2 separate regions of the Homo sapiens genome follow, and region 1 is linked to region 2. Evidence: chromatin loops called from intact Hi-C (ENCODE). Cell type or tissue: chondrocyte. All regions are shown on one strand. Each heading gives the region's core, and the rest is flanking DNA. Links, peaks and the distances in the headings are about the cores only. Region 1 overlaps LOC101927189 (a long non-coding RNA gene). Region 2 holds the start of LOC124901334 (a long non-coding RNA gene).

Region 1 (15,093 bases), core at 3,557-11,556, 230 kb after region 2:
AAAATAGAAAAAAGCAGGGGTTGCAACCCTAATTTCAGACAAAACAGACTTTAAATCAACAAAGTTTAGAAAGGGCAAAGAAAGGCATTACATAATGTTAAAGGCTCCATTCAGCAAGAAGAGCTAACTATCCTTAATATGTACACACCTAACACAGGAGCACCCAGATTCATAAAGCAAGTTCTTAGAGACCTTCAAAGAGACAGACTCCCATAAAATAATAGTGGGAGACTTCAACACCCCACTGACAGTATTAGACAGATCATCAAGGCAGAAAATTGACAAAGATATTCAGGACCTGAATTCAGCCCTGGATCAAATGGACCTGATAGACATCTACTCTCCATCCGAAAACAACAGAATATACATTCTCATCTGTACATGGCACATATTCTAAAATTGACCACATAATTGGACACAAAACAATCCTCAGCAAATGCAAAAGAACTGAAATTATAACAAATCACTGTCTCGGACCACAGCAGAATAAAATTTGAGATTAAAACAAAGAAAATAGCTCAAAACCATACAATTACATGAAAATCAAATAATCTACTCCTGAATGACTTTTGGGTAAATAATGAAATTAAGATAGAAATCAAGAAGTTTTTTGAAACTAATGAGAATAAAGATACAACATACCAGAATGTTGGGACATGGCTAAGGCAGTGCTAAGAGGGAAATTTATGGTGCTAAATGCCCATATCAAACAGAAAAATCCCAATTTAACAAACTAACATCAAAACTAAAACAGCTAGGAAACCAAGAGCCAACCAACCCCAAAGCTAGCAGAAGACAAGAAATAACCAAAATCAGAGCTGAACATAAGGAGATTGAGACAAGAAAAACTATTCAAAAGTCCGCAAATCCAATAGTTGCTTTTTTAAAAAAAATTAATAAAATAGATCACTAGCTAGACTAATAAGAAAAAAGAGAGGATCCAAATAAACACAATTAGAAATGACTAAGGGGATATTACCACTGACTCCACAGAAATACAAATAACCATCAGAGAATATTATGAACACCTCTATTCACACAAATTAGAAAAATCTAGAAGAAATGGATAAATTTCTAGACACATACACCCTCCCAAAACTGTACCAGGAAAAAATTGAATCTCTGAACAGACCAATAACGAGCTCTGAAATTGAATCACTAATAAATAGCCTACCAACCAAATAAAAGCTCAGGACCAGATGGATTCACAGCCAAATCTTACCAGATGTACAAATAAGAGCTGGTACTATTCCTATTGAAACTATTACAAAAAATTGAGGAGAAGAGACTCCTCCCTAACTCATTCTATGAGGCCAGCATCATTCTGATACCAAAACCTGGCAGAGACACAACAAAAAAAGGAAACTTTGGCCAATATCCATGATGAACATTGATGCAAAAATCCTCAACAAAATACTAGCAAATGAATCCAGCAGCACATCAAAAAGCTTATCCACCACCATCAAGTAGGTTTTATCCCTGGGATGCAAGGTTGGTTCAACACACGTAAATCAATAAATGTGATTCATCACATGGACAGAACTAAGGACAAAAACCACATGTTAATAGATACAGTAAAGGCTTTTGATAAAATTCAGCACGCCTTCATGTTAAAAACTCTGAACAAACTAGGCATTGAAGGAACATACTTCAAAATAATAGGAGCCACCTATGGAAAAACCCACAGCCAAAATCACACTGAATGGGAAAAAGCTAGACAGAAAATCAGAAATAGACAGAGATTCCCTCTCTCACCACTCATATTCAACATAGTACTGGAAATCTTAGCCTGAGCAATCAGACAAGAGAAAGAAAGAAAACACATCCAAATAGAAAAAAAAGAAGTCAAACTATCTCTGTTTGCAGACAATATGATTCTACACCTAGAAAACCCCATAGTCTGTGCACCAAAGCTCCTTGATCTGACCAACAACTTCAGCAAAATCTCAAGATACCAAATCAGGTACAAAAATTAGCATTCCTATACACCAACAACCATCAAGTCAAGAGCCAAATCAGGAATGCAATTCCATTTACAATTACCACAAAAAGAATAAAATACCTAGGAAAACAGCTAATAGGGAGATGACAGATCTGTATAAGAACCATAAAACACTGCTGAAAGAAATCAGAGATGACACAAAGAAATGGAAAAACATTCCATGCTTATGGATGAAAAGAATCAATATCATTAAAATGGCCATATTGCCAAAAGCAATTTATGGATTCAAAGTATTCAAAGCTATATCCGTATAAAACTACAAATGACATTCTTCGCAGAATTATAAAAAATAATTTTAAAATTTATATGAAATCAAAAGAGAGCCCAAATAGCCAAGGCAATCCTAAACAAAAAGAACAAAGCTGGAGGCATCATGCTACGCAACTTCAAACTATACTACGGAGCTACAGTAACCAAAACAGCGTGATGCTGGTACAAAAACAGACACATAAATCAGTGGAACAGAATAGAAAACCCAAAAAATAATGCCTCACACATAAAACTATCTGATCTTTGACAAACCTGAAAAAAACGAGCAATGGACAAAGGACTCTCTATTCAATAAGAGGTGCTGGGATAACTGGCTAGCCATATGAAGAAGATTAAAACTGGACCCCCTTCCTTACACCATATGCGAAAATCAACTCAAGATGGATTAAAGATTTAAATGTAAAACCCAAAACTATAAAAACCCTGGACGACAACCCAGGCGATACCATTCTGGACATAGGAGCAGGCAAAAATTTCATAACGAAGATGCCAAAAGCAACTGAAACAAAGGCAAAAATTAACAAATAGGATCTAATTAAACAAAAAAGCTTCTACACAGCAAAAGAAACTATCAATAGAGTGAATAGACAACCTACAGAATGGGAGAAAATTTTTGCAAATATGCATCTGACAAAGGCCTAATATCCAGCATCTATAAGGAACTTGAACAAATTTGCAAGAAAAAAACAAATAACCTCATTAAAACTGGGCAAAGGACATGAACAGACAGTTTGCCAAAGTAGACACACATGCAGCCAACAAGCATATGAAAAAAAGCTCAACATGACTGATCATTAGAAAAATGCAAATCAAAACCACAATGAGATACCATCTCACACCAGTCAGAAAGGCTATTATTAAAAAGTGAAAAAAAATAGATGCTGGTGAGGTTGCAAAGAAAAGGAGACACTATACATTGTTGGTGGGAGTGTAAATTAGTTCAACCATCATGGGAAGTGGTGTGGTAATTCCTCAAAGACTTATAAACAGAACTACCACTCCACCCAGCCATCCCAATACTGGATATATAAGCAAAGGAATACACATTGTTTAATCATAAAGACAAGTGCATGCGTGTGTTCTTGCAACACTATTCACGATAGCAAAGACATAGAATCAACCTAAATGCCCTTCAATGGTAGACTGGATAAAGAGAATGTGGTACATACACACCATGGAATACTATGCAGCCATAAAAAAGAACGAGATTATGTCCTTTGCAGGGACATGGCTGGAACTGGAGGCCATTATCCTTAGCAAACTAATATAAGAACAGAAATCCAAATATCACATATTCTCACTTATAAGGGGGAGATAAATGATGAGAACAGATGGACACATAGAGGGCAACAACAGACATTGGGACCTATTGGAGGGTGGAGGGTTTGAGGAAGAAGAGGATCAGGAAAAACAACTAATGGGTACTAGGCTTAATACCTCGGTGATGAAATAATCTGTACAACAAACCCCCATGACACAAGTTTACCTATATAACAATCCTGCACATGTAGTCCTGAACTTAAAAGTTATTAAAAAATGTAATGCACACATAGCTAATTTTTATTTAAAAGAATAATAATAGAAATCTAATAAGCACCCACATACATCCCATCCATCTCAAGAAACAGAACATTGTCAATGTTTCCGAATTCCTCTGTCTGCCTTAACTGATCATGTACCCTTCTCTGCCCACACTCCAGACAGGGCAAGTCTCCAGAATTTTTATCCGTCTCTTGCTTCTCTTTTTAGTTTTAACTCACATACATATTCCACTAATTGACACATTAGTTCTGCCTGTTTTTGATGTTTATATAATGTATAGTCTGTGCTCTTTTGTATCTTGTGCTTACACATATATTTTTGAGATTCATCATGTTAATATTGGTAGTTGGCCTTTTGTTCACCACTGTATAATGTTCTGTAGCATGAATGTATCAAAACTAATATATTAGTTCTACTCATGATTGACATCAAGATATTTTTTCTATTATGAATGCTGCTTCTATGATTATTCTTTTTCTTATTTTTTATTTTTTTGTAGAGATGGGAGTCTCACTTTGTTGCTCAAGCTAGTTTCAAACTCCTGGCTTCAAGCAATCCTCCCACCTCAGCCTCTCAAAGTGCTGGGATTACAGTTGTGAACCACCACAGACAGCCTATGATCATTATTCTTTTTTTTTTTTTTTTTGAGATGGAGTCTCACTCCGTTGCCCAGGCTGGAGTGCAGTGGTGTGTGATCCCGGCTCACCTCAACTTCCGCCTCCTGGGTTCAAGCGATTCTTCTGCCTCAGCCTACCGAGTAGCTGGGAATACAGGCATGTGCCACCATGCCCAGCTAATTTTGTATATTTAGTAGAGACGGGGTTTCACCATGTTAGCCAGGCTGACCTCAAACTCCCGACCTCAGGTGATCCGCCCACGTCGGTCTCCCAGACTGCTGGGATTACAGGCGTGAGCCACCGCGCCCGGCCATGATCATTCTTAAACACGGCTTCTGAAGTGCTTCTGCAAGAGTTTCTCTTTGGTTACAATCCTTGAAATAGGAATACTGAGTGGAAGAATAAATGCATGCCCAATTTACTAAGGGACACCAAAATATTTTTCAATGTATTTTCCTATTAATAATCACTTCAGCAGTGTTTAAGAATTCCTATCGCTACATATCCTTTCTTACTGTCAGTACTATCTTTTATCTTTTTTTCAATCTGGTGGTCATGCATATATGCATATTTCACAATATATTTGTGAAATGATGTCTGATCTCTCACAATAAATATATGAAATTATACCTGATATTTAATTTGCATTTCCTGACTAATCCAATTCCTGACTTCATAAGGTTGAGTCTCTTTTTAGGAATTATAGGTACTCTTCTCCTCTTTTGTGAAATTCCTATTCCTGTCTTGCCTGCTTTTATGGAGTTTATTGTTCTCATTATGTAATAGGCATTTCTTATTTGAAGTACTTTGTCAAGTGTATTGCAAATGTTGTCTCCTGGTTTGTGGCCTGTCTTTTAACTTGGTGACGTCTTTGATGAGTAGGATATACAGAAGTTGTTAAAAATTTAATGTAGTCAAATATACCAATGCTTTCCTTTATGGTTTGCATTAAGAAATCCTTCCCTTCTCTGAAGTCATAAATCCATTCTCCTAGATGCTCTACTAAATATTTAAAAAATTACATTTAACATTTTAATTTCTTAATCCATGTGGAATGTCTGTGTGTGCATGTTTGTGTGTATAATACCCAAAATGCTTGATCAGGTAAGCATTTCATATCTGAAGAGGCTGTCCTGGCACCAGGATTCGGGACAGGAAGCATGGCATGCCAGAAGAGTACATCTCTGTATCTCTTTAGTTGGAGTCCACCCAGGATTCTATGGTCCTAATTAATATAGTGTTATAAGCCTGGATACCTGGGGAGTCAAGTCTACCTATTTTGGTAGATAGGCCTTGTCTGTTTGTGATGGCGCTTTTGATCTGTCAACCTGGTCAGGCTACAGGCCAGTTATACAAACATAATCCAGGTACTGCTGTGAAAGAATTCGGCCTATGGAATTACAGCTCTTAAGTCAGTTGACTTCAAGTAAGGAAGATTATTCTGGATTATCTGGGTAGGCCTGATTGAATTGTTAGAAGGCCTTAAATGCAGGACTGAGGTTTCCCCAGGAGAGAGAAGAAATTCCACCTGTGGATGAGAGCTGTGGCTTGTTCCTGTGAAGTCTCATTGTGCTCATGACGACTTTCTGCATGCATTTGGGACTTGTTTAACCAGCCCCTGCAATCATGTATGCCAATTCCTTGCAATAAATTTCTGTGTCTCTCGCTGTTTCTCTTTGTCCCTGTCTGCCTCTCTGTTTCTGTATTTCTCTCTGTATGTATGTGTGTATACATACACACACACATATATATTCATATATATATATATATATTTCTTCCTCTGCTTCTCTGTTTGAACCTTGACTTAAGCATTCTTCTCTCTTTCATATATATTACAAAATCAACTTGTCAGGTTGATTTTGTAATTTATACATGTTTGGGTTTCAATGTATATTACATTAAATCTATATGATAATTTGGATGGAATTGATATCTTCACAGAATTGAATCTTTCTATCCATGTTTTTCCACTTAGGTCTTTTTAATACCTTTCCATAGAGTTATAATTTTCTGCAAAAGCTTTATTTTTGTAGCTGTTACAAGTGTCAATTTCTAAACCTTGTTCTTATAAAAGACATACATAAAAATTGCATGGCTTAATGAATTATTATAAACACGCATATAATCACTGCTCAGGTTAAGAAACAGAACATTGCCTGAAGCTTGCTGAGTGCCTCTGCCTGTTCACAACCCACTTCCTCTACCTGAAACACAATCATTATTCGGACCTTAGAAAACTGCCTCACTTCCTTTTCTCCCTCTTGTCCTTCCACAATTTTGTCACTTCTGTAAGAATTTCTAAATAATATGATTTAGCACTTTATAGAAATGGAATCAGGCAGCAGTGTGAGTCCATATTATTATTTAAACTTTACTCTTTCTCATTAAATACGTGTTTATCATTATGAAATGACCCTCATTGCCTCTTAAAGTCTTTTTTTTACTTTAATGTCTACTTTGTGTGATATTAATAGAGCACACTAAGATTTTCCCCATCCTTTTATGTTTTGCCTTTCTGAATCCCTATTCCTGGTGACCACTGTGGTTTGCCACATCTTAAAAATATTTTTGCAGAGAACCCTTTACTATGTTATTGCCCTCTGAGCTACAAGACATTATATATTTGGTACAGATTTTCTAGTTTTTTTAAGAGGATGGCGAGTGCAAATTAAATTCATCTGATTTGCTTTTATTAGAAGCAGAGTCCCCAGTTGTATCTTCTTTTAAATTGCTTTTTATTTGTGGATGGCTTTATAAAATAAGTTTTTGTGCATTGATCCTACACCCTGCAGACTTGCTAAACTCGTTAATTTTTAGCTTTTTATATATAAATTCTTTCAAATTTCCATGTAGATAATCATATTATTAGCAAATGATGAGAGATTTCATTCTTTTTGATCCTTACACCTTATATTTCTTTTCCTTGTCTTGCACTGGCAAGTATCTCCAATACAATAAATATAAAATAGCAATTAGGCTTTGGTTTCTGATTTTAAAGGGAATCCATTTAATGTTTTGCACTAAGCAAAATATTTGCATGTTTTTTAAAATTGGTATGCTTTATCAGATCAAGCAAATTCCTTTTTATTCCTAGTTTGCTAAGAGATTTTTTAAAAACATCATAAAGTGTTATTGAGTTTTATTAGAGCTTATTCTGAATCTATTAAGATGATCATACGGTTTCTCTGAATCTGTTATTGTGGTGAGTTACATTCTTAGGTTTTTCTAATGTTGAACCAATTTTGCACCTTGAATAAATTCTACCTGATTATGTGCATTATCACTTTTATACATTTATTGATTTGGTTTATTTAGAGCTTTTGCATCTACGTTCTTAAATGGCCTGGAATTTAACTTTTGTATAATGTCCATGTCTGATTTGACAGCATGTTTACACAAACCTCATTAAATGAGTTGGGGAGTGTCTCCTGTTGTTCTTTCTTTGAAAGAACTAGTATAAGCTTGGAATTATGTGTTCCTTGAATACTCAGGAGAGCTCACTTGTAAGCCCTCTGGGTTCTGTGTTCTCTGTGGGAAGACTGTAACTACTGATTTAATTTATAGGCTGGATCTACCATCATTAAAGATTCTCACCATGGGAATGCCTGCTGTACCAGCAGAGCCCAGGCTGTGTGACAGCTGGGAAGTCCCTATTACCTTGCTGTCCTCCTGTCCCTTTCCAACTTTCCTGGAGGCAAAATCCACAGGGGCTGCAGCTCCCCCCAGTGGCTACAGAAGAGCAGCTCTGAAGGAGAGCTTGTTAGCGGTGGGCAGCTGCAGCCTGGGGAACCACATAGGCTCTGGGCACTTGCCTGCACCGTCCAAAGGCTGCCATCTTCTCCATCTTTGAGTAGGCTTGCTCGAGTCAGGAGGAAATAAGGACCGAGAGGGACAAGTGAGAACCAAGAAAGGAGGGCTAGTGAGAGTGTAATGGTTCTGTAGGCTCCCCATTGTACGGCTCACTGACATTTAGTTGCTAGATAGGGGATAGCCCAGGGAGGGGGCAGTGGTGGCAGCCATGTGGTGGGTGCCTGGTCAGAGGGCGGGCTCAGTTTGGCAGCTCTTTACCAGCCAGTAAGGACAGAGATCTCAACATTTTAATGTCTGTTGTAGCTGTTCTACTGTGCACCAGCTCTGAACACTGGATTTAGATTTCTGGATTGACATTATTTTCTTTCAGCTCTTTGAAGATATTATATCACAGGCATCTGGCTTCATTATTCTGTGAGAATTTAGCTATTAATCAAACTGTAAATTCTTTGTAGATAATTTATCTTTTCTCTCCAACAGCTTTTGGTGTCTTTTTCCTCTTCTAGTGTCTTACAGTTTCATGATAACATATCTAAGTGTCATTTCTCTGTATTCAGCCTGCTTGGCTTCCTGATGGGAGGACTGGACTCTTGCATCAGTATTAGGAAGTTGTCAGGTGCTGTCTTTTGATTGTTGCCCTCCTCATTCTCTCAATTACCTCCTTCTGAATTGCCTATTGTGCCTTCTCACTTTTTCCTCATATCTTTCCATCACTTCATTTCTCTCTGATGACTTCTAGATAAATTCTTCAGATCTAACTCTCACTTTTTTGATTTTCTATGATAATTCCAGCATTTGAAGTGTTTGTGAGTCTACTCTTGGGATATATCACTTTGCTGATTCTCACTCAAGTGACTTGTTTCCTTTGTGTTTTCTGGTTTTTAATTGTAAGGTCTGAATTTTTTTTTCTTTAAACCTTTATCTGTGAGAGATATTTGAGGTTCTGAATTTGAAGTACTTGGGTCAGGGATCTCTTTAAGCTAAATTTTCATATTGGGGGTTTGCAGTAACCATGAAAGTAGTGTGAATTCCAGACCCAAACCCAGTTTGTTATGATATTGTAGTTACTAATTTTGCAGAAAAGATAGCCCCACTCCTGCCAGTTTACCAGAGACAAGGCAAAAATAACCAAGTGAATATTACTACTTGCTTTCTCTATGAGGGATGGAGGTTAGAGAGGCTCTATTTTACTCACTGTAGATGTCAGCCTTGAGAATCTCAGCGTTGAAAGTCATGGTTCTCTTACCCAGTCTCCTATGTGTCCTTCTTGACTTGGGCCCAGACATTCTCCAGGCTCTGGTGCTTGGCCAATTAATTTTCTCCAGGTTTTTCTGTAAGCTCTGTAAGGTAAGGTTTCACTTCATGTCTAGCAGTCATATTGCCGGGAGTGAGTGTACACTGTACTTGAAAAGAAACCCATTTTACAATTAGGAAACTGAGGCACAGAGAGATTAAGTAACTTGCCCAGGATCATAGAACTAGTAAGTGGTCAAGTTGGGACTGAGATCTAGGCAGCTGACTCTGCTGACCAAGTACTTAAACCAAACACAGGCTGCCCTATGGTAATTCTTCATTCTTCTTAATCTACCTCCACAAATGTTCTGTTGGGCTTTTTTTTTTTTTGATGAAGTCTCGCCCTGTCACCAGGCTGGAGTGCGGTGGCACGATCTCAGCTCACTGCAATCTCTGCCTCCCAGGTTCAAGCAATTCCCCTGCCTCAGCCTCCTGAGTAGCTGGGACTACAGTCACGCACCACCATGCCTGGTTAATTTTTTGTATTTTAGTAGAGACAGAGTTTCACCATGTTTGCCAGGATGGTCTTGATCTCCTGACCTCATGATCCTCCCGCCTTGGCCTCCCAAAGTGCTTGTTCTGTTGGGCTTTCTAAACATTTTTTTCCTAGGCATTACATTTTTTTTTGGAAGTAACTCCAGGAAGCTCACTATTTTGCAAACACTCTGGATGTATTACCCTGGTTTAAGGTACCTCATAAGAAACGGGAAAGGAGTAAAGCTGGGAAGGTGGGAAATGGAGTTCTGTTGATTCATTTGAAAAGGCATTAATACTGTGAGAAGGTGACCAGGAAACAGCCTCTCCAAGCACCTTGAGAAGTTTTCTGAATGAATGTAGATAGCTAATGGGAATCTCAATGGAAACAGAGGGACAGTCCCTGATGCTTTATACAGGTCACCTCTCTCTCTAACAACTCTTGGGGCTTCAATGCTCGCTCCTGGTGAACAACTCTTGGGGCTAGATGCTCATAGTTCTGTAGGGTGGGAAGTCCAAGATCAAGGCATGAGATCAAGATCAGACTAAAAAACAAGAGAGCTCTCTGAGGCCTATTTTTTAAAGGCAATGGTTCCATTCATGAAGGCCCCACTTTCATGACCTAATCAGCAACCCAAAATCCTACCTCCTAATACCATCACGTTAGTGACTCAGATTTCAACATAGGAATTTCGGAGGGCACATTTGGTCTGTAGCATGAGTATATGGTGTCTATTGTATACGTCTTTCAACATTTTAATATGTTTGAACATTTTCACAATTAAATATAGACGAGAAGGGGAAAAAAGTAGCCTGGGGTCGATCCCTACCTCATTGCAGGTTCCTTTCAAGTGACTTCTCACTTTTGTCAGCAAATATACTTAATATAGTACTCTGTACACACAGCTGCTCATGAAACAGAAAACTAACATCTAAATTATCATCTAAAAGTATATGGTGCTCCCCATCCCCATCTGCCACATATGATTCAAAATAAAATAATACAAACCTGAAAAAATATGCATGAAAAAGTCTATCCAAGTTTAGACTTTTCCCATTTTAGAAACGTGATAACATTTCTAAATATTTTCTATATGTGTTCTTGCTTTGCTGGTTCTCTAAGCATGGACTTACTATGCAACTTGGGCAGTCTAGCACTGGTAGGCTCTTGCATTTGTTAATTACGGAAAAAGTAGCTTTTTTTAAAAAAAAATATTTATTTATTTATTTATTTATTTATTTATTTATTTATTTTTGAGATGGCGTCTTGCTCTGTCGCCCAGGCTGGAGTGCAGCGGCACAATTTTGGCTCACTGCAAGCTCCACCTGCCAAGTTCATGCCATTCTCCTGCCTCAGCCTCCCGAGTAGCTGGGACTACAGGTGCCGGCCACCACACCCAGCTAATTTTTTTCATATTTTAAGTAGGGACGGGGTTTCACCGTGTTAGCCAGGATGGTCTCGATCTCCTGACCTCATGATCCGCCCACCTCGGCCTCCCAAAGTGCTAGGATTACAGGTGTGAGCCACTGCACCCGGCCGGAAAAAGTAGCTTTATAAGGGACTGAAGCTTGTCCATGCCTGCAGGTAATATCCACCTAATTTCATGGCAAGCTAAACTCTCTTTTATCACTATCTAGATAAATTCGGCATTATATTCTCATTAAAACCCATCTTTGCTTAAAATACTGGCTACCTTGTGTGTGTTCAATTCTTTTAGTAACTGGTACTTTTATTGCCTTGTCATGTTTACCTTAGTCACTTACTAAAATTCCTTTTGCAAAACCTCAACTGTCTGGTTACTTTCCAGGATAAGAAGATTTGCTTTAGAGAGAGAAGATTTGCTTCAGAGACAGATTTGCTTCAGAGAGAGAAGGTCCTCTCTAATTTCTTTCTCTGCCTTATATCTGGTTTTGCTGCTGCGTCAAGCTGTTAGCCATATTCTTAAAAACATTTACTTTGGGCATTTTACTTTTCTTATTAATTTTTAGTATTTCTATTTTATCAGCATGTTGTTACAATATTGATTAATATTGCTTACTAAATGTGATTTTGGGATATATGGGGTCCAGTGTAAGGGGTCTGCCTTCTCCTCATCCCTCTCCTTTCCTTGGAACTGCCTCCCACCTCTTAATCCAGCAGAGGAGTCACATTCCTACATAGTTCCAGGCTTCTAGTTGAAACTAAGCTAGGCCAGTCGAAGATGGAACCAAAAGACGCAGGGATCAGTTGACCTGTTTTTTCAAATGACCAAGACATCAATTCAGGGTGTTGGTCATAGCTGCTTTCCTCCCAGATGGCTGGGATGGAGTTTCCATTTTCACTAAAAACTTTTCTGTTAGAAGCTTATGTGGATCCCTTCAGTGACTCATATTTCAAAACCACAGTAGGATGATAGGTTGCCCATAATTGGTTTAATTTGGGAGGTATCCGCGGGAATGCAGCTGCATGAGGAATCCCTGGTTATCATCTATCAAGGTTGCCTTTGATAGGAAAATCACACTTCCCCCAGAAACTAGAATATACTATCCTCATTATGCAACATGTGAGGCTTCTGGGCTAAGCAATAGCTAGGAAAAGATTTTTTTAAACTTGACTAGAGTATGCAATTATTTAAAACAATTCTTGGCCGGGCGCGGTGGCTCAAGCCTGTAATCCCAGCATTTTGGGAGGCAGAGGTGGGCGGATCACGAGATCAGGAGATCGAGACCATCCTGGCTAACACGGTGAAACCCCGTCTCTAATAAAAAATACAAAAAATTAGCTGGGCGTGGTGGCTGGCGCCTGCAGTCCCAGCTACTCAGGAGGCTGAGGCAGGGGAATGGCGTGAACCAGGAGGTGGAGCTTGCAGTGAGCCGAGATCACGCCACTGCACTCCAGCCTGGGCAACAGAGCAAGACAAACAATTCTTATTCACCTATGTTGACTACACAGTATTTTGATTTAAATATAATTAATATATACAAACATAAAAAACTCATTATATACTCCTTGTATGAGTTATATACTCACAAGTGTTATATGACTATAAAACTAAACCGAATGTACAAATAAGACAGACAATACTGTGTGAAATGGATAATAGTCACATTTGTAAAGTTTTTCCTGTGTTCACAGTATAGTCTAAGTGCTTTACATTTTGCTAATTTAATTATCACAGAGGCAGGTCATCTGATTTACAGTTGAGAAACTGAGGCATACAGTCCACACAACTGTTAAGTATTAGAGCTTTGCTTTGAACCCAGGAAATCTGGCTTCAGAAAGTGTGCACTTAATAATTATGTTAAGCTGCCTTTCTAAAAGCTAGTGAATTGCATTAAAGTGACAGATAGTGTGACTCAGTTAACACTTATTTGCAGGTAGCTCGTTTAACTGGGTTGAAATATATTTGTGTATCAACCTGAATCTTTTGATTTAGAAAATGATGGCCCATCATCTGAGTCATTACTATGACTCCTGTCATTATTTTCTCTTTTTCACAATGAATGTTTTAATCACACATCTGTTATTTGAATGAGCCAATTTAGCAGTGCACTACAAAACACATTTTTATTCTGTAAAATAAAACAAAATAAATTGGCATGAAAAAGATGTGATTAGAGGAATACATTTATACATTGTAGGCCAAATGCTGTGGGTTCTTTTGATGAGGCTTAAAAGAACTTGTTGCTCAATTTTCTTATCATTTTTTCCCCTCATTTAACTGGAAGGAAAACCTCCATTTATGGTGGTGTTTGCCTTCCCTGGGCTTCAACGTGATCATAAACATAAGAGCAAAGGGGGGACAGCCTGGGACATTTTGCGAGGAGATTGTTATGCAGATTCTTTGGAATTTAAGCAAATTTAAGCAATTTCAGCATGGCAATCTTTGAGATGAAAGCACAACCTTAAAATTTTTTAAAAGTTATGTTTTCTCAAAAATATCTTCATAGGCGTCTATGGTCTTCAGCTGAAAAACCACTGGGCTGGAGGAATGTCTTAGAGATTGGAATTTAATCTGATGCTGAAAGGAATGTGGATGAGCAGAGCAGGCGCCACTGTAGGGCTTGGCTGTGGAATTCTCAAGCGTGAACGACTCAGTGCTTTGAGTGCCATCCACAATCTGTTGCAGTAATTATGACCTTGGCTCTGTTTATTTGGGATTGTGCTTGTTGTGTTGTCACAGATCTCCGGTGTTGTTGCTGAAGCCCAGGCTTAATTTGTATTACTTTAATAAATCTGTAGGTGGGACTCAGCCTGAACTTTTACTATTTGAGCCCCAACTTACATGTTCCACATAAAAAGAAGAGTATCTACTGATAAGAGTGCCCCGATGTGGGATTGTTGGAAGATACTGGCCCATACAAATTTCCTGGCTTCCTTGCCACTGCTGGGTCACCAATACCTGGTGGGGATCTGCACGCAGTTAGTGTTCAAGGAGTCCATGTTGAGTGAAGAAATGCCATTCACTCTTCTAAGGTCCAGAGAGATGTTTTCAGTGCCTCTGAGGCACAATATAGTTTCAGGTATTTTATAAATATGATCCAATGATTTAATGGCATTGAAGAAAAAATGACAAGATGAACTTTTTTAAAATCAATGAATTCTTTTCTTTTTTTCCCCTTCTCTGAGTAAGGGCACTGAACATCTGCACTTCTATTTTAATAGGCACTTCTCCGTAAGTGTTCTAAACTCTGCTCAGCCTCACCCTCAGCTGGATCTGGTGTCAGTAGCACTCCATGTAGGATGATATTAGTGAGGAGGCCAATCACCTGGTCGTGTCTGTCCTCTCAGGACATGCCTAAGAGGCTTCTGAAATCTCCTTAGAGCTAACTTGCAAGGTTCCTGCTGGAACTCATTACAGGGAAAGAAAAATTTTCATGATGCTTTTTTTGGACAAACTCAGATCAGCTAATGAAAAATGAAAGAGTCAGTCAAGAGGAAGTAGCTGAGGAGAGAGAGCACCCACGTGAGAACAGGAGAGAATATTTCCTTTAACATAGAACACACTAGGTTTAAAAAAATAGTTCTAGACCTTTCTCTTTGCAGCTATACAATTAAATAATAATGAAAGAAATGTATGTTCCAAAAAAGTATGGTGTGGAGAT
Region 2 (15,093 bases), core at 3,966-11,965:
TGTATTAAGCTTTGTGTCATAATTCCGTTGGTGATAATAAAATCAAGTGGACTTCCAAATACTGTGTTCATTGATTTTTTTTTAAATCAATCAATTTTTTTAAATTTTTTTGAAAGGTAATACTGTGCTTTAAACATGTATTTATTATATATAGATAGATTATATTATATATTATACATAGGGAGATGCAGATGCATCTGTCTATCTATCTGTCAACTATCTATCTCAATAGCTTTTGGAGTATAAGTGGTGTTTGGTTATATGGATGAATTGTACAGTGGTGAAACCTGAGGTGTTAGTAGACCTGTCACCTGAGTAGTGTACATTATACTCAATATATAGTGTTTTTAATCCCCTACTCCCTTCTCACCCTTCCACCTTCTGTACTTCTGAGTCTACAAAGTATTATATCAGTCTGTACGCCTTTGTGCACTCATAACTTAGCTCCCACTTATAATAGAGAACATAAAGTTTTTGGTTTTCCATTCCTGAGTTACTTCACTTAGAATAATGGCCTCCAGCTCCATCCACGTTGCTGCAAAAAACAAATCTAGTTCTTTTTTATGGCTGAGTAGTATTCCATGATGTATATATACCACATTTTCTTTATCTACTCATTGGTCGATGGGCACTTAGGTTGGTCCCGTGTCTTTGCAATTGTGAATAGTGCTGTGATAAAAATATGTGTGCAGGTGCCTTTTTCTTTTTCTTTCTTTTTCTTTTTTTTTTTTTTTGAGACAGAGTCTTGCTCTGTCACCCAGGCTGGAATGCAGTGGTGTGATCTCGGCTCACTGCAACCTCTGCCTCCCAGGTTCAAGTGATTCTCCTGCCTCAGCCTCCCAGGTAGCTGGGACTACAGGCACGTGCCACCACGCCTGGCTAATTTTTGTATTTTTAGCAGAGATGGGGTTTCACTATGTTGGCCAGGCTGGTCTCGAACTCCTGACCACAGCTGATCAGCCCGCCTCAGCCTCCCAAAGTGCAGGGATTACAGACGTGAGCCACCGGGTCCTGCCGAGGGTGTCTTTTTTCTTTTTTTACTTTTTAATAATGGCCATTCTGGCTGGGGCTAGGTGGTATCTCATTGTGGTTTTAATTTGCATTTTCTGATGATTAGTGATGTTGACCATTTTTTCATATGTTTATTGGCCATTTGTATATCTTCTTTTGAGAAATGTCTACTCACATCCTTTGTCCACTTTTTGATGGGACTCTTTTTTTTTTTTCTTGCTGATTTGTTTGAGTTTCTTTCTTTTTTTTGAGACAGAGTCTTGCTGTGTTGCCCAGGCTGGAGTGCAGTGGCACAATCTTGGCTTACTGCAAGCTCCACCTCCTGGGTTCACGCCATTCTCCCGCCTCAGCCTCCTGAGTAGCTGGGACTACAGGCACCCGCCAACACGCTGGCTAATTTTTTTGTATTTTTAGTAGAGACAGGATTTCACCATGTTAGCCAGGATGGTCTCGATCTCCTGACCTCGTGATCCACCTGCCTCAGCCTCCCAAAGTGCTGGGATTACAGGCGTGAGCCACCGCACCCGGCCTTATTTGAGTTTCTTATAGATTCTGGATATCAGTCCTTTGTCAGCATAGTTTACAAATATTTTGTCCCATTCTACGGGTTGTTTACTTTGATGATTATTTCTTTTGCTGTTCAGAAGCTTTTCTAGTTTAATTAGGTCCCATTTATTTTTTTTTAAACGTGTATTTATATTATGTCCCAGACATTTGAAGGGCCACCTGATCTAGATATCACAGAGATGTGTGCTGGATTGTCTGCAGACAGGTCAGCACTGCTTCTCCTAAGGCGAGGGGCTGTTTACCACGATCCTCTTCTGTCTATGATTCTGGGTAAGAGTTGCCAGGAGAAGAACTCGAAGGAAGGCAGATGTGAGCAAGAGGCCGTTATCCCTGGAAGGTTATGGGGCTGACACGGTGACCTATAGACACAGAGGGGCCAGCAGGCACCAGCTTGGCCTGGCTGTTCTCTGCTCATTGTCCAGCCTGTCTTCTCAACTTGTAATCTGACCAACCAACAGCAGCCCAAAGCCCACCAACCAGCACTTGGCTGAGGCCCACAGCACTGGGAGTTCCATGGAGGTGGAAGTTTCCACAGGCCTCTCTATGAGCTCTTCCTTGGTGGTCCCATGTTGGTGGCCCATGTACACAGCTTCTCCACATCTTTCCACAAGCTGTCACCCTCCCACCCAGCTTGCTGCAGCCCAAGGAGGTTAGCAACTTTCTCTGATCCTCCAACTCTCCATCCAGACCTCCTGTACTACCCAGCTCCTCTCACATTCTGTAAGCTTCAATTTCAGTATTAAACCCCAAATCCCTATAAGACTTGGAATGGCTCTGTTTTCCCGTGTGAACTCTAACTGATACAGGCTGTTTTAAGTTTGGCTGTGGTTTAAAAAAAAAAAAGAGCTTGGTTGAGCACTTAGGGAAGAAGAGATGTGCTAACATTTACTAAATAGTCTCCAAAGCTTTAAGATAGCACCATAATAACTGTTTATTGTGGATAAAAACATGGACTTGGTCATCAGACAAATTGGTTTCACCAATTCATAACTATGGCATAACTCCTGGCAGCTTAATTTCTCAGAACCTTATTTTCCTCCTTTATAAAGTGTGGAATTGATTATTCCTTCTTCGTAGTATTGTTCTGAGGATTAAATGAGATAAGATATTCAGCGTTTAGCCAGTATCCAGCATAAAGTGATAATAATTTTTAAAAAGCTACTATCATAGATCTCTTATTTAAGATCTGAGAGTTTCTGGGAATATTGCAGAAAACATCCTAAAAATATCACTGCTAACCTAACTACAAATGCTAGATTAAGACTTAAAAAAAATCTTTTAAAATAGACAGTTCACAGTGACAAGGGAATAAGGTCTTCAAAGGCAGTCCATGCATGACTACGGACATGGCACAGATGCAGAGAGGACATGGCATCAAGGCCGTGGATGGGTTAAAGGGCATCTTTCCATGCACTGGGACCTGGAACTCTGATTTCAAGAGCTACATGGGATGCAGGGCCACATGGGAGGCAGGGACCTTGCAAGGTGATATTCAGTTCAGAAAGCCCCATTTAAGCTACGATTTCAAAGGGCTGCCCCACAAAGACTGAAAGTAAAAAACTTTGCTGGTCTTGACCTTTCCTCTAAGTAAAATGGAAAACAACAACAAACGAACAAACAAAACCCACCTCTCCTAAGAACGCATAGTAAGAACAAGCTCCTGGCGGCTGGGTGTGGTGGCTCACGCCTGTAATCCCAGCACTTTGGGAGGCTGAGGTGGGCCAGTCACCTGAGGTCAGGAGTTTGAGACCAGCCTGGCCAACATGGTGAAATCCCGTCTCTATAAAAAATTACAAAAATAAGCCAGGTGTGATAGTGCATGCCTGTAATCCCAGCTACTTGGGAAGCTGAGGCAGGAGAATTGCTTGAACCCGGGAGGCGGAGGTTGCAGTGATCCAAGATTGTGCTCCAGCCTGGGAGATAGAGTGAGACTCTGTATCAAAAACAAACAAACAAACAAACACCAAAAAACTTCTGTGCAGGTTTGGGGCTCCAACTCACACTGCTTGCATGGTCTCTCCAAATCCCAAGCCAAGAAGGTAAAGTAGTAGTACCAGGCTGGTAGCATTCTTCTCCCTTATGCTCCTGGCCAAAGCAAACATAAATTCTTTCTGGGTAAACCAACAACAACCCAGACATACAGCATTCCTGCAGATAATGCTCCAATAACTATGAACTCACAGAATCAAATAATTTTTTTTTGTAAAAAAAGGAAACAAAGTCCAATAAGCAGGAGTTAGCTAAGAAAACCTGCAGAGGAATCACATTTACAAAGATTTCAGATGTTAACGTTAGTGTTTGCAGAATATAAATGATTTAGAAGTTTGAGGAAGAAATTAGGAAATCAGAATTACATACCAGGAAGAGACTGTTAACTGACTAGGTAGATTTCAAAAGAAACAATTGTACGCTCACCCCTCCCACTGCCCTCACACAAAACAAATGAAAACAACATTCAATGGATGGACTGAACAACAGATTAGGTGCAGGCAGAGAGTATTGGTGTACTGAGAATTATCTGAAGAAATTACACAGACTATAGTACGAAGACACAAAATAAATGGGAAATATCACAGACAAGCTAAAAAAAAAAAAAAAAAAAGAGGAGATTTAATATTAAAGTTCCAGAAGGACAGAAAAGAGAATGGGGAGAAGATACTAGCTAAGAATTTTCCGAAAGTGATATGATATGTGATGTGGTGTGCTGTTCCATAGATCCAGGACGCCTGAAGGGCCCCACGCAAAAAATAAAAAAATAAAACTACAAAAAAAACTCTCACCAAAGTACATCATAATCAAATTTCATATTATCAAAGATAAAAAGAAGCTCTTAAAAGCAGCCAGAGAAAAGACATATTTACAAAGAACTGCATTTAGACAGAGTTCAACTTTATTTTATTACCATGATTGCTCTGAGGAACTGATTCCTACATGCCAGCCATTAGCCCTCGTTTCTTTGAATGCTGCCCAGATGGGCCTGCAGTATTGCCAGGTGGACCTCTGCACAAGTAGTAGCAGTTACATTCATGTCTTATTTCAGGTAAGTGGGATTATGTCCATTTTGATGTCTCCCCTGGAAGTCTGACCTGAAAGGATTGTATCAACCAATCCTCTTATCCTCTGGGAAAAGGAGACAAAGGACAAAGGACAGGAAAGGAAGGGGAGGGGAGGGGAGGGGAAGGGGAGGGGAGGGGAAGGGGAGAGAAGGGAGAGGAGGGGAGGGTGTGGTCACCTGGGGCTGGCTGCAACCTAAGATCACTGTCCTTCTTACAAGTTGGACTTCTCTCCACGGACTCTCTCTTCAGCAACCCCATGAGTACTCCCTCCCCTCCCTCAGATTCAGGTGTAGTGACAGCTTGCTGTTAAAGCTCTGAGCTACTTTCTGCACCATCTCATGAGGGTCCCTTGCACTCTGCCCATGCATTAGTAAATAAACCATCCCAGAATGATCCTACCTTGGGCATGCCATCTGCTTCCTGTTAGGAACCTGACTGAATAACTTTCCAGCTTCTTCAGGACTCTGGAAACTCTTTGAGAGCTAGAATCCACTTTTCTTGCTTTTGATTCTCTCTGCATTTAGGGGAGAAATATTCCAGAAAGACTGATAGAAATACCAGCATTATGAAATAGAAATATAAAACACGTGCTCACCAAAAGCCTTCCTTAAACTCACTCTGTTTCCATCAAAATGAAACGATGGAGGTTGAGTACTGTCTATCACTCTTGGAGATGCTGTCTGTGTGGTCCACGTGTAGTTGGTTTCTTGGGCTAGTTCTCATGTGAAGCAAATCCCTGTCCCTAAGTGTCTCTTATCGTTTGCTGCACAAAATTAGGGAAAGCATGGAAAGTTTTTGGAAGTGTTTCATGAGACTTAGGAAGGCCACTGTAGCCCCTGATTAGCTCATTTTATATCCCTGAAGTGAACATGTGCCATGTCTGTACTGAGATAAATCACCGTTTCAAATAATCTCAAAATTCCCTTCTCTCGTTACCTCTGAAGCAGCCTATTTCCATGTTCACTGCAGAAAAGTCTCATTACTCAGCCGGGCGCGGTGGCTCACGCCTGTAATCCCAACACTTTAGGAGGCCGAGGTAGGCGGATCACTTGAGGTCAAGAGTTCAAGACCAGCCTGGCCAACATGGTGAAATCCCGTTTCTACTAAAAATACAAAAATTAAATTAGCCGGGCGAGGTGACGCGGGCCTATAGTCCCAGCTACACGGGAGGCTGAGGCAGGAGAATCGAGAATCGCTTGGACCCGGGAAGTGGAGGTTGCAGTGAGCCGAGATCGCGCCACTGCCCTCCAGCCTGGGAGACAGAGAGATACTCTGTCAAAAAAAAAAAAAAAAAGTCTCATTACTCAAAGTTATTAAAGCAATTGTTACCTTTGGTGCCTACCCTTTTCCTGGTCATATTTCAAAGCAACCTTCCTTGCTAGATAATTTATTCTATGCTTGTTTTATGAATGGCTTCCCTGTGACTCCTCCAGCTGCTGAAATCCTGCGCTCCCCAAATGGTGCGCTTGAGTAGCTGCTCTGCCCTGCGCTGCCCTCTAGCGGCACAAGTGTGTCAGAGCAGCGGCTCCCCTGCCTTCCCGCAGCAAGGGGCTGCCAGTATTGAATTCTCCAGCCCTCACCATTTCTCGGCCTCCAGTTTCCTGTTTCTTGCTAGAGTTCTCCCTCGCTGCAGCCTCTTGACCAGAAGAGGATCAACTTGAATGGTCAGCGGCTTTCCTGAACCCTAGTTTGAGTCAAAGTGCCCCCGAAATACAGAAAATCTTGCTGTACACCCTACACCACTTTGGAGCAACTCGTTCGGAATGCAGCCCTTTTGACGTTAACCTCCCATTCAGCACCCTTGGCAAGCTGAAAAAAAGATGTGGCTGGGCCAGATTCACCACCCTTATCCCCACCTCCTCTTACATCTTTCTCCACCCTCCCATCACACTCTCTCCTGACGGAGAGGAGCTATTTGGAAAGACAAAGTAACATGACAAAATTAAGTAATATGTCAGCATAATAATTGGAGGTGAGTGGTACCAGCAGTAAGGGTTGTCAGTCGTGTGGATGCTTTTTTTTTTTTTTTTTTGACGGAGTCTCGCTCTGTCGCCCAGGCTGGAGTGCAGTGGCGCTGGATCTTGCCTCACTGCAACCTCTGCCTCCCGGGTTCAAGCAATTCTCCTGCCTCAGCCTCCCGAGTAGCTGAGACTACAGGCATGCACCACCATGCCCAGCTAATTTTTGTATTTACTTTAGTAGAGACGGGGTTTCACCATGTTGACCAGGCTGGTCTCGAACTCCTGGCCTCAGGTGATCTGCCCGCCTCGTCCTCCCAAAGTGCTGGGATTACAGGCGTGAGCCACCGTGCCTGGCCCTTGTAGGTGCTCTAAGATGAAGAATTCCAAACTGCTAACCGTCAGCACACGTCGTTCATAAGAAAGCACAGCAGAGGATGCCATCCAGAGTCCAGGATGAAGCCAAGAGGGAGCCTCTGGAGCCGGTAAATCTGTCTCTGTTATTCAGTGATGAGGCTGGGACTCTCAAGGAAGGGCAGAAAGGCACCCAGAGGATTCTGAAGAGAGAGACCAAAGGGAGGGGCTTTCCAATGCCTATCTGAGGGGGACCCTTTACAAATTACAAAGTGACTAATGAAAAAGGTAAAAATGAACATTTTGCAACATTATCTACCCTCTGCATACTCATTTCTATTTTCATATTGTTTTCTTTGTGATAACGTATTTTACCTGCGAACTATCTCAGGTGTTGAAGTGCAAGTTAAAAAATTACATAAGTTGGGGCGCGGTGGCTCACGCCTGTAATCTCAGCACTTTGCGAGGCCAAAGCTGGTGGATCACTTGAGGTCAGGAGTTCAAGATCAGCCTGGACAACACGGTGAAACTCCGTCTCTACTAAAAATGCAAAAGTTAGCCTTGGTGGCGCAGGCCTGCAAGCCCAGCTACTCAGGAGGTTGAGGTGGGAGAATCGCTTGAACCCAGGAGGCAGAGGTTGCAGTGAGCCAAGATCACCCCACCACACTCCAGCCTGAGCGACAGAGCAAGACTCCATCTCAAAACAAACAAACAAACAAAACTGAGGTGTAGATTGTAATCTCAGAAAAAAAGTCACATAATATTAAAGTAGAAGGTTCAATTATTTCCTGGTGCTAAAAGAAAATGATATTGCCCGCGTCCCTAGCTGTCATCTTATGTTTCCCCTGTGAAATATCACCAGTGTATAACTCAGTAGGCCTCAACCCTGACTGCACTGTAAAATAACCTAGAGAGTTTTCAAACATTGAATCAGAACAGGGAGGTAGAGAGAGAGCTGGACATCTGAAAGTTCCCTGATTGATGTGAACGTGTAGCATGGCTTGAGAACCACATTAGCGTTCATCATTCCAGGTGCATTTGGTGGTGTGTCAGAGGAATGGGGACATTCCAACAAGATTGCTGTGAGGAGACCACCCTCACATAGCAGCCATCAGCCCTCATCATTCCTAGAGGACTACCCAGTCTGGTTCGTGGCATTCCCGGGTGTAACTCTGCTTACACAATAGGAATGATATTCAGATGGGCTCATTTCAGGTCAACGTGGTTATGCTGTTTTCTTCCTAAGTTGTTTTTACCCCAAATCTTCTGAAAACTAGAAGTTTATGGTTAAAAAACAACAGGTTTTAGTACTAGCTATTGGCTTTTTTCTTTTATTTTGCATTTGGATATTAATTTTCTCGGTTATATATTATTATACAGAAAACAGTTTCTCAAAAAAAAAATTCCCTCTTTTTCTTTTCTCTCTCCTTCACCCAGTGACTTCTGATTTGGCCTTTGAGCCTCCAACACTCTCAGCCATCCCATCTGCTCACCCCACCTGAAATCCCAGTTCCCCTCCTTTGAGCTCATATTGCATTTGGGACATTATTGTCTCTTGATTAATTCACTTGTCTGTCTGCCCACCTACACCGTAAACCTATAGAGGAAAATAACAAAGAAATACTTGTGTTTATATCCCCAGTTCTCAGTACAGTCTCTGGCACATGGAAAGGGCTGAAATATTTTAGTAAATGAAAGTTATCAAAGTTATGAAACTTCAGATTTCACTGGAAGAGTGTTTTCTTCCAATGAAATCCTGTTTCAATGCAATTTACGTAGTAGTGCTTGCCTGCCCACCCACTGTTCTGCTCCTAGAAGGGTGAAGTGCAGGGGTGGAAATGCTTTTAAGTGTGAAGGTCTGCTCAGCATTCAGCTCATCCTTCAAAGGAAACTTTTCAATTTCCCCTCCGGAGAAAGCGTCTGAAAACAGAAGTGGTCTGCTCTGCCCTCTAGCGGTGGCCCTGTGGCAGAACACTTTTAAAGATTGTCTTTGGAACTGCTATGTCAACGCTCTCCAGAGTGGTATTGGAATGCCAGTCTGTATAATAACCTGTATATTACCCAGTTATTATTTCAGCTTTTCGCCACTGTTTTCTGTAAGGGAGTCCTTTGCTCAAGGGTCTGTAGTTATATTCAGCAAGAACACCTCCCCAGAAGGAGGTTTGTGTGTTGAAGAACAGAGTCCTCAGCACTAGAAATCTCGGAGGGGTTCCTGGCAGCATCCCACAGGCCGCTTGAAATGTGTTTTTTTCTTTCATACTCCAGATCAAGGGTGTCCAATCTTTTGGCTTCCCTGGGCCACATTGGAAGAAGAATTGTCTTGGGCTACACATAAAAGATACTACACTCACGCCTGTAATCCCAGCACTTTGGGAGGCCGAGGCGGGCGTATCACGAAGTCAGGAGATCGAGACCATCCTGGCTAACGTGGTGAAACCCCGTCTCTACTAAAAATGCAAAAAAAATTAGCTGGGCGTGGTGGCGGGCGCCTGTAGTCCCAGCTACTGGGGAGGCCGAGGCAGGAGAATGGCATGAACCTGGGAGGCGGAGCTTGCAGTGAGTCGAGATCGCGCCACTGCACTCCGGCCTGGGCAACAGAGCAAGATTCCGTCTCAAAAACAAAACAAAACAAAACAAAACAAAACAAAACAAAACAAAACAATAAAACCACTACACTAATGATAGCTGATGAGCTAAAAATAAATAAATAAATAAATAATTTCATAATGTTTTAAGAAAGTTTACGAATTTGTGTTGGGCTGCATTCAAAGCCGTCCTGGTCTGCATGTGGCCTGCAGGCCGGGGACTGGACAGGCTTGCTCTAGATATTTTTCCTTACGGTACTGGAGCATTTGGGGAGATCAGGGCTGAGTAAGGCTCTAGGCATTACAGTCCCTCAGGGTTCATATTAAAATAAAATTCTACAATAATGACCCAATGTGGCCCAATACAGCTGACCCACAGTACATTATGAGGTATTTAATCAACTCTCTTTGGCTTAAAGAAAATATTTTTGTTTCTGAGTTTTATCGTGGTTGATAGTGGTGGTGTAGCAATTTGCTTATTTGTTTGCTGGGCTTTTTAATCAATCATGACGATAGAAAGCTGTTGTTGGGGCTTAAGGGAAGAAATGACAACCTAATCTGAAATGTCACCAAAGCCAGCAACTGTGGGGAACCTACCAAATAAAATCTGTTGATAAGATAAAAGGCTATTCGGATTCTGATCTGACAACCTTTTTTTTTTTTCTTTTTTTTCTTTTTTTTTTTTAGATAGGGGCTATGTGATGCGGAAGGTAAGGGAAGGTAGAGAAAAGTGTATAATATCTGCAAAAAGATCATTCCCATTGCCTGTATACACCACTGTTTCGTATGGACTGCATTTTTGCTGGCAAACTGCAAACACTTTCTCCAAACTGCAGACACATTTTGAGTCCCAACAATGTGCATGGTTCACAAAGCAATTTGTAGTCATGGTTTCTTTTACAAAATGATGATGTTTAAGAACATCTTGTAATTAGGTCAAAGGAAAACAGTGTTTATTCTATGAGCTGAGGATAGGCTGCAAGTCTGAGTTCTAATTAACACAGTGGTTGATTCACTAATGCCAAGTGTCTGTTGTTAATGAAGACATGAAAGCAGTCCCGCAGGTAACATTTTGTAAGGGGCTTCTTTACAGCAGCAGTTCACTTGGGCAAACAATGACAGCAATCCACACCCTCATCCAGTCTAATGAAATGCGTAGCTATTTACTGGATTCTTTTTACCTCAAACCCACTTGGGAGAAAATAGAGATTTTTCCCAATAAATGTGTACGGTAAGGCCTTTGGAAATATGCAAGTATTCATAGCTACAAGTATTAAACCATGCACTTTGAGCCAGTACGAATAGCAGCAAGGCTTAAGAGAGAAGGCTTTTTAAAAAATTTTTTTTATTTTTTATTTTTTTTCTAATGCTAGATCACAATGGACTTCATCAGAGCCCTGGAGAGCTAGAGTCAGAATAGGCCAAAGCAGGAACTCTTGCTCCACATTATGCTTTCTTTTTGCAGCATTAAGGCTTTGGCTGAAATGCTAATGATGAAAACAATCTCCTTGGGAACCTGTAGGTTTCCACCTTGTCCCAGGCCTGGAGAGATTAAAATGTTATGACAGTTGTGAAGTCCCTTTCTGGCAAAGCTCCATGATCTTGTGAAAAGTGTCAAAGGAGATGAATGAAAACAAAGAACTTCACCTGACCTCCAAGTGGAAGGCTGAAATAAAAAGTTAACCCTAGTCACTCCACTGTGGCAGAAATGTTACATATTCCTGCTGCCAAAATTCCTCAGTCCACTCTTGAAAACACAACAAACACATTCTCTCTCTCTCTCTCTAACTTCTTTTAGTCTTTCTGCAGAGCATGTTTTCTTTCTGGTGTTTCTTTATATGGGAGACAGGTAAAGGAGAGAAAGGATTGTTTAAGTGGATGAACCAGGCTGTATTTAAGAATTTTAGGCCAGGAAGGATGGCTCATGCCTGTAATCCCAGCATTTTGGGAGGCCGAGGTGGGCGATCGCCTGAGGTCAGGAGTTTGAGACCAGCCTGGCTAACATGGTGAAACCCTGTCTCTACTAAAAATACAAAAAAAGTAGCTGGGCGTGGTGGTGGGCGCCTGTAATGCCAGCTACTTGGGAGGCTGAGGTAGGAGAATCAATTGAACCTGGGAGGCAGAGGTTGCAATGAGCTGAGATCGTGCCATTGCACTCCAGCCTGGGTGACAAAAGCAAAACTCCATCTCAAAAAAAGAATTTTAATCCTCTTGCCAAAGGCATATGTCTAGATATCACATGGCTCTGACATCAGTAAGTTTATTATTTAAAATTTAAGAAAAAAAAATATATATATTTTTAGAAATAGAGATGGGGCCTCGCTATGTTGCCCAGGCTGGTCTTGGACTCCTGGGTGATTCTACTGCCTTGGCTTCCCAAAGTGCTGGGATTACAGATGGGAACCACTGTGACTGGATGATTAGTAAATTTAGACATGAACCCAAACTAAACCCACTCTCAGCTCCTACCTTTCCCTGTTGTCCAGAGCTGCCTGCACTCATTCCTTCCTCCCTTTACTGGCATCTGTTACCTTTCTACTCTTGAAGGAAAGCTTACTTCGCGATAATTTTCCTTCTCCATCTGTTTCTCTTGGCTCTGCAACTCATAAGACAGGATTGGAGAAAATATCACATGGATCACATAGTTTTGCATTTCAGAGACTCTAATGCAGTCATCTGGTGCTAGTCAAAGAATCTCAAAAGATCCACTTCCTCCTGAGTCTTCAATCTTGATGTGAGATAAGGGAAGGTCAAATGTGGTTTCCACTTTTAAAATATGGGTTACTGAGGCTGAAAATCTGAAAAAAGCCAGCTCCAAGCATTTGCTATCTTCACCATTTTTTTTCTCTACTCTCCCTTCAATTACTTTTCCTTCCTTGCTATTTCAATGCAGAATTTTCCGTGAGGAAGTTCCCAGCCCTTCCACCTTCCACCCCTTTAGCAGATCACCAGTAGGTTCCTGTATTGCAACAAGGGATATTTGAAGGTTTTACTTCCTAGCAGTGATAAGCTGGTGGGTGAGGGCCTTCTCAGTTCCCTAGGATCATGCCCCAGCAGAGACTACCTCGAGGTGAATGTGGTCAAGTTTTCCCTGGAAAAGGCAGTCATTCCAAAAGCCTGTTCTGGGACTTGGCTCAGTCACTAGCACAACCTGCAAAGTGTGGATTTTTTTTTTTTTTTTTTTAACAATAGACTGACAACGGTTACTGGTATGAAATTTCTTTCCCTTCATTTGCTTTTCACCTCAGAGTGATTTCTTTTTGCTTTAATCAAGCAGCTACTGTGTTCTTGAAATACAACTTTTTTTTAAAATGCAATTTTTTTTTTCAGATTGTGTCAAAGGATGGAACAAACCTGGAAGAGGTAAAATCTGGGTCCCTGTTTTTTATCTGCCACTTGAGAGCTGTGTGAACTTGAGCAAGTCATATCCATTCCTTCTTCAAACATGAGAGTGCCTGGTATATGCCAGGCACTGGGACACAATGATGAGGAGGCATAGGAAATTGACCCAAGAAATTGGCCATTACACTTGCTCTAAAGATTTGGCCAAGATACCCAAGAGCAGAGAGGAGAAAACCTCTAAGTCTGCTTGGAGGATGGGGAGGATCTTTTATAAAACAGGTAGAAAAACGTTGGCTCTGGTGCTGTGAAATACTTTGTCAACTGCACTAGAACACAGAGCTTTTTAAGAGCACTTTATTGGTTTGAAAATTATACAGTTCATTTGTATTAGTGATGATACTTACAACTTGATCATGCAAATGTGAATTTCAAAGTCTAAAGTTAACAAATATCTCTATCTACCTCCCAAAGAATAGAAAGACTTTAGAACACTCTAAGCCAATAATCTCTTCCATTTTGTTTTAATTCCATCCTATTGTATAATCACAAAATCAATCACTATCATGATGTTGCTGCTTATAATCAAGATCTATTTAGATTTATTTACATTTTACTAATATCCTTGCCTACTATACCTTTCTGCATCTCACTCCTTCCTTTTTTTTTTTTGAGAAAGAGTCTCACTCTGTCACCCAAGCTGGAGTGCAGTGGCACGATCTCGGCTCACTGCAACCTCCACCTCCCGGGTTCAAGCAATTCTTCTGCCTCAGCCTCCCGAGTAGCTGGGACTACAGACGCGCACCACCACGCCCTGCTAATTTTTGTATTTACTTTAGTAGAGATGGGGTTTCACCATATTTGTCAGTCTGGTCTCAAACTCCTGACCTTGTGATCTGCCTGCCTTGGCCTCCCAAAGTGCTGGGATTACAGGCGTGAGCCACCACGCCCGGTTTCACTCCTTCCTTCTGAGTTCAACTTTGTTTTTCCTGAATTGCATCCACTAGTAGGGTCCTTTAGGGGTGTACTCTCAATTATTATTATTTTAATGATGGTTTAGTTGGACTAGAACTTTAGTCAAGATCTATTTAGATTTATTTACATTTTACTAATTTCCTTGCCTACTCTACCTTTCTGCATCTCACTCCTTCCTTCTGAGGTCAGCCTTGTTCTTCCTGAATTGCATCTACTAGTAGGGTCCTTTAGGGGTGCACTCTCAATTGTTATTATTATTTAATGATGGTTTAGTTGGGCATAGAACTTTAGTTTGATAACTATGCATCTCAAAGATATTAGTACACTTACAGTGTTGCTTATATCAATGTAATTATTGTTCATTTTGGTTAACTGACTTTTTGCTTATGAAGATCTTTGTCTTTGACATTTTGTTGTTTCATTACATTTTGTTTTGTTGTTGACACTAGGAATGAACTTATTTTTATTTTTCTTGATCAGGACTTTTTAAACTTTGTGAATCAGACAATTTATGTTTCAAAAATTTTAGACAATTTAGTCATTGCATCTTCAAATTTTGCCTCTTCCTCATTTTTTCCATGTTTTCCTTCTGGAACTTTTACTGGACATCTTTTCATTTTATCCTCTACATCTCTCCCTTTTTATTCATGTTTTTTGTCTCAATCTCTTTGGAATTCATGCTCAGAGCTATCTTCCAGTTTGCTAATGCTTACTCCAGTTGCATATTCCAACTAATGCTATTCCAGCTAATGTTATCTTCCAGCTTCCTTTGCTCTTTCTAATGCGTCAATTAAGTTTTCAGCTTCAATGAATATACTTTTCTTTTCTAAGCACTGTGTTTGTTTATTCCGTCAACTTTGCAGTTGCATTTTTCTCCTTTTTTTTTTTATTGTGTTACGTCTTTAATCATTCTAAAGATACCTGTTTTATTGCCTATGTCTGACTCACCGGAAATTCCTAGGTATCCAGTCATGCTGTTTGTGGTATCTGCTGCCTCTTGCTCCTGGTAGCTTGAGTGTTTCATAAATATAGATTGCGAATTTATCAACACTGAGCCTTTAACTGTGAGGATCCTGTGAGGCCTGGATCGAAGGTGTGATTCTGCAGCAAAGTTTTACAACTGCCTCCGTCGAATGCCCCATGGGTAGAAAACCAGGCTTCATTTTTACATGAATTGCTTGATTGAGAGTTCTTGAGCTATAAAAGATAAGCCCTGAATCCACGTGGGGGCAGGTCTTGATCAGGAAC

Evidence for each region. A loop is a pair of places that touch in the nucleus more often than their neighbours do. Peaks named below come from ENCODE experiments on the same cell type or tissue, not always from the same donor. Only the 100,000 strongest peaks of a DNase experiment are listed, where the experiment ranks them.
Region 1: it touches region 2 in a loop (5-fold over the local background); 59 of 110 quality-filtered maps call a loop at or near these places.

The regions. Positions count from the first base shown.
Region 1 is chr6:53,948,124-53,963,216 of GRCh38, forward strand. The region is part of intron 1 of LOC101927189 (a long non-coding RNA gene); the gene reads left to right. Among named protein-coding and RNA genes, the nearest start is that of MLIP-IT1, 43 kb to the right of the region's middle. RefSeq lists an enhancer at 13,735-14,235. In chondrocyte, for the core only: CTCF peaks have their summits at 8,150 (motif pointing left) and 8,369; a DNase peak (open chromatin) is centred at 8,160.
Region 2 is chr6:53,719,879-53,734,971 of GRCh38, forward strand. It overlaps LOC124901334 (a long non-coding RNA gene), which reads left to right and starts at 6,893. Exons shown (of 3, transcript XR_007059620.1): 1 at 6,893-7,077. RefSeq lists a silencer at 2,877-3,062 and enhancers at 10,356-10,873, 14,325-15,093. In chondrocyte, for the core only: CTCF peaks have their summits at 6,136 (motif pointing left), 6,339, 8,892 (motif pointing left) and 9,121; a DNase peak (open chromatin) is centred at 6,138.